Linked DNA regions of Homo sapiens: region 2 is linked to region 1. Evidence: read pairs that join two places in POLR2A ChIA-PET (ENCODE). Cell type or tissue: K562. All regions are shown on one strand.

The links. ChIA-PET counts read pairs that join two places held together with the same protein. Peaks named below come from ENCODE experiments on the same cell type or tissue, not always from the same donor. Only the 100,000 strongest peaks of a DNase experiment are listed, where the experiment ranks them.
Region 2: POLR2A ChIA-PET joins it to region 1 with 5 read pairs; 7 of 35 experiments call an interaction of 5 or more read pairs at or near these places.

Annotation. Positions count from the first base shown.
Region 1 is chr17:63,436,279-63,438,778 of GRCh38, forward strand. CYB561 (cytochrome b561) reads right to left here. Exons shown (of 6, transcript NM_001915.4): 2 at 1,068-1,282. The coding sequence starts at 1,269. Among named protein-coding and RNA genes, the nearest start is that of CYB561, 8.8 kb to the right of the region's middle. RefSeq lists enhancers at 280-1,194, 490-784, 1,195-2,109. In K562, a CTCF peak has its summit at 648; DNase peaks (open chromatin) are centred at 628 and 1,233.
Region 2 is chr17:63,495,989-63,498,488 of GRCh38, forward strand. It overlaps ACE (angiotensin I converting enzyme), which reads left to right. Exons shown (of 25, transcript NM_000789.4): 23 at 406-528; 24 at 810-997; 25 at 1,149-2,385. The coding sequence ends at 1,378. Among named protein-coding and RNA genes, the nearest start is that of ACE, 20 kb to the left of the region's middle. In K562, a CTCF peak has its summit at 2,060 (motif pointing left); no DNase peak of the experiment used is centred here; H3K27me3 peaks cover 218 bases.

The DNA of each region.
Region 1 (2,500 bases):
CAGGAACCGGAGGAGAAAGCCAGGTTCCCTGGGGACCCTGGGCAGCTCCTGGCCTTCTCTGAGGGCACCTAGGGCTGTGTGCACCTTAACACCCCTCCCCCACCCTCCAACCTCCCCCAGCTGTGCACAAAGAGGGCAGGGCCGGAGGCTGCACCACAGTCCCCACCACCAGGACAGGCAGTGAAGGCAGCGCCTCTGCCCTCGTCCCCACCTAAAGGAGCTGCCCGGCCCAGCAGACGCCCCCCTCCACCCACCTTCTTGTCAGGTGTCCTGCAAATTCCAGGCTGTGTTTGAGGTCCACTGTTGGTCACACTGAGGCAACAAGCAGCCTCTGAGTTCACCTGTTAGCCACGTGGCTCCTCACACAGGCCCCCACCTAAGCCTGGGCAGATGGTCCTACTCCTAGCAAGCAGGCGCCTGGCTCCCAAGCAGAACCTTGTGATCCCAGCCTGATCTCCCGCGTCCAGAAGAGGTGGGCAAGGCCAGGTCACGTGAGGAATGCCTCTTAGCTTTCTGCTGCTCAGGAATGGCTGTCACCAGGACCACCTCTAGGAAGAGCGGGTCAACCGGATGCAGATCCCGCTTCCTGGATCCCTGGCCTGGAGGCAGGTGGAGGCCAAGCACTGCCTTGCTCCTGCCCCAGGGGGAGGCGCTCTAGCTCTGCCAAGTCCAAGACCAACAACACACATGCGCGCGCACGCACGCACGCATACAAACTCTCACATATGATTACTTTTTTTCCCTCAATTCAAACCACCCCTGCAGCAGGGCCTGGCTCGGAGCCTCATTCCTTTCCCTCTGCTGCAAGAAGTGCCCGCCTTGGATGCTGTGTGTGGAAACGAGGTGAAAATGCTGGACCAGGCTGGAGAGGAGCTGCCACTCACCAACCTCAGAGCCTGGGTTTGGATTCCATCTCCCCAGGCTCTGAACCAGCTTCTGTCTCTGTCTTTTCTAGAATCTTAGATTTGTCCAACCAGAAGAGACCGCAGGGGTGACAAGACCCCTGCAAACTGCCTCTCAGGGACCCCCACAAGCCCGGGAAAAGAGGAGCGGCCCATGGGACTCACCATTTCCCTGCAGGAAGATCAGGCCTATGACCATGCAGAGGGGGTGCGCGTTGAACTGCAGGTCGCTCTCCCAGGCAATGCCGCCTCGGTACAGCCCGAGCCACGCGCCGGTCATGGCCACCAAGGTCAGGCCCAGCAGCTGGGAGAAGGCCACGTAGTAAGGCAGTGCTGTGGGGGTGGCTGCCGCGGCCCCGCCCTCCATGCTGAGGCAAACGCTGCAAGAAAGAGCAGAGCTCAGAGGAGCAGCGCACAGCACCCCGAGATGCGCACAGCCCCCGCGGATGCACACAGCCCCCCAAGATGCGCACAGGCCCCCCGAGATGTACACACCCCTCAAGATGCGCACAGCCGCCCCCGGAGATAAGCACGGTCCCCCCAGATATGCACAGCCCCCCCCGAAATGCGCACAGCCGCCCCTGCTAGATGCGCGCAACACCCCCCCCGGGTTGCGCACAGCCCCCTCCAGATGCGCACAGCCACCCCGCTAGATGGGCACAGCCCCCCCGAGATGCACACAGCACCCCCAGATGCGAGCAGCCCCCCTGAGATGCGCATGTCCCCCCCACGGATGCGCACAGCCCCTAGAGACTGCGCCTGAGATGCGGCGCGGCTCCTCCCACGGCGGCCCCGCCACCCTCCCCCGAGGCTCCCGCTGGAAGCAGCGCTCGCTCTCCTACCCGCAAGCCCCTTCCCACCCATCGTCCTGAGGCAGAGGTCTCAAGTCTCGGGAGTGGCTGGGGGGAGGGGCCCAGCCTCCCCACGGGGACAGGCGTGACCTGGGACACGACGCCAGGAGTTCCATATGCGGTGAGGGTGCAAGGAAAGATACCCCAAATTCTAGTGAGCTCAAGGGCCCAGTGCCCGGCTTTGTTTTCTGTTTCATGAGGCCCTGGCCTTCCCTGGGTGGGCTTTACAGGTGAGTTACACAGGCAAGCGCGCTCCTTGACGGGAAGGAAGGGGCTGGTCACACCTTTTCTCCAGACGCGTCATGAAGTACATCTCGGGAGAAATGGGAAGTCTCCCTCCCCCATCCTGGTTTTTAACTCCATGCTGGCGATGAGGAGGCCTCCCCACCCCACACCCAGGAGAGCCAGCCCCGCTCCCCCCACGCCCCCGCCCGCCCCCCACCCCGCTCCCCGCCCGGCCGCGCCTGCAGAGTAGAAGTGCCCCGACCATGCTGCACACAGGGACCTGTCAGCACACAGGGACAGGGCACTTCCCCTCCACACCAGGGGCGGGGCGGACCCGCACTCTAGAGGGGCCCTCAGGGAGGTTTCCAAAACTGAAGGCCCCCAGAAACGAGGCCTGCGAAGGGGCCGGGTAGAGCTCAGCACGGCTGTCCCAGGTGCTCGGCCCCACGTGGCCCTCCAGGAGGAAAGGAGAGCGGGTGGTTCCTAGCGAAGCAGCAATGAGAAGGCCCCGCTAAGAGCCCA
Region 2 (2,500 bases), 60 kb after region 1:
TTCCCTGCCCAGACCACCCTAGTAGATCCACACGGCCCATTTGGCCACACCTTGCCTCTACTTGCATATACCCCAGGGATGGAGACCTCACTGCCTCCAAAGCCACCTGCCAGATCTCTGAAGGCTCTGCCCTGACCCCATGGAGCAGGCCCTCCTGAGTTGTGGAGGCAGCTCTGTGGGTGGGAGGCATCTACACAGGCACGGCTAGGAAGAGGCTCAGACAATGCTAAGAGCTGGGGTGGGGGAGCTCACCCTGATAGCTGTGGGCAGAGTTGGGGGGCCTTGGCTCTGCTGTGCGCATGTGACTTAGCACACATCACATGTGATGTGCAGAAGGGCCTGGGGCCCAGTGGCACAAGGCCCTCAACCAACTCCGCCCCGGGCCACGGCCTCGCTCTGCTCCAGGTACTTTGTCAGCTTCATCATCCAGTTCCAGTTCCACGAGGCACTGTGCCAGGCAGCTGGCCACACGGGCCCCCTGCACAAGTGTGACATCTACCAGTCCAAGGAGGCCGGGCAGCGCCTGGCGTGAGTGTCCTCCAGCCCTCCTTTGTTTCCATGCTCTGGCCTGCGCCCCTGGGCCTTGAGGGGTCTGTCCACTGGAGCTTTTGTGGGAACACTTGCCATTTTGAGCCGGGAACTCCCACCTGCAGCGTGGGCCAGGCCTGATTGCCATCTCCTTAGGCACCTGGAGCCCTGGGGCCCTGGGACAAGTTTCAGCTGGGAGTGGGTATGGAGAGTGGATGTCAGGTGGGGGCAAGAGGGGCCATGTCCTTCTGACTCTGCCTCCCTGTCTCATGCCTCCCCAGGACCGCCATGAAGCTGGGCTTCAGTAGGCCGTGGCCGGAAGCCATGCAGCTGATCACGGGCCAGCCCAACATGAGCGCCTCGGCCATGTTGAGCTACTTCAAGCCGCTGCTGGACTGGCTCCGCACGGAGAACGAGCTGCATGGGGAGAAGCTGGGCTGGCCGCAGTACAACTGGACGCCGAACTCCGGTACCGCCACCCACCCCACCTCCAGCCTTGGGTCTTAACCCCCTCCCCAGGCTGGGCAGCCATGCGGCTGACCTCGGAGCCTGGCCCTGCCCCGCACCCTTGCCCTGCCCTGCCCTGCCCTGCCCATGCTGTCTCCTTGCTTCCCGCTCAGCTCGCTCAGAAGGGCCCCTCCCAGACAGCGGCCGCGTCAGCTTCCTGGGCCTGGACCTGGATGCGCAGCAGGCCCGCGTGGGCCAGTGGCTGCTGCTCTTCCTGGGCATCGCCCTGCTGGTAGCCACCCTGGGCCTCAGCCAGCGGCTCTTCAGCATCCGCCACCGCAGCCTCCACCGGCACTCCCACGGGCCCCAGTTCGGCTCCGAGGTGGAGCTGAGACACTCCTGAGGTGACCCGGCTGGGTCGGCCCTGCCCAAGGGCCTCCCACCAGAGACTGGGATGGGAACACTGGTGGGCAGCTGAGGACACACCCCACACCCCAGCCCACCCTGCTCCTCCTGCCCTGTCCCTGTCCCCCTCCCCTCCCAGTCCTCCAGACCACCAGCCGCCCCAGCCCCTTCTCCCAGCACACGGCTGCCTGACACTGAGCCCCACCTCTCCAAGTCTCTCTGTGAATACAATTAAAGGTCCTGCCCTCCCCATCTGAGTCTGTGTCCCTCACAGGGAAGCCAGGGACAGGGACAGGCTGCTTTCCTGCCTCCTGGCAGTCAAGTGGGTCCCGTTACTAGGTTTGTTCCTCCATCCTCCTTCAGGAGCCGGGGAGGATCCCCAGAGCTCTGCCCCAGCACCTCCTGGCGCTGGCGCCTGTCTTCCCTCCAGCCCAGGCAGCCCGCCACTGTCCTGCCACCGCAGGCAGCCCCTGTCTGGCCCAAGCACTGACCCACGCGGACTCTGGGAAGCAGACATCCTGGGCTGCTGGCCTCACATTTCCACTGGCAGTGGAGCCTTTCCCTGCTCCACAAATGGCCAGGTCCCCCCAGGGGAAGGCTTCCGGCTGTTATCGGCTGCCTCAGGGGGCGAGTACCTTGGAGGGCCTGCTTCAAGGAGGGTGCCCCCTGGAGGGCACACACCAGCCTAGTGCTTACCTTGGCTCCTGCCTGTACCAGCTCCATGACTCTGCTCGGGTGAACAGCCTTGGCTCTCAGACAGCCATTCTAACACTGCCAGTGCAGAGGGGCCTCAGACGCTGGAGTGTAGCAGTGGCTGCACCTGCACAGGGATTAGCTGCCAGCAGCCACCCTGCTGGCGTCCCAGCACACACCTCCTCACTCCCTGCATTGGAGGGAGTGTCATTTTAAGGGACATTTTTATGACTTTTATGTGTATGTTTATGTAGAAATTTGGAAAATACAGAAAACTGTAAAGAAAATAAAAGCCCTTTATATCAACGTCAAGAGATAAGCCCTGTTGACGTTTTGGTGTACAACTTGCCGGACTTCTTCTCAGCACATGTGTATTTTAAATGGGATCACACCATATTTACAGTCATACATCCTTTTATCACTTCAT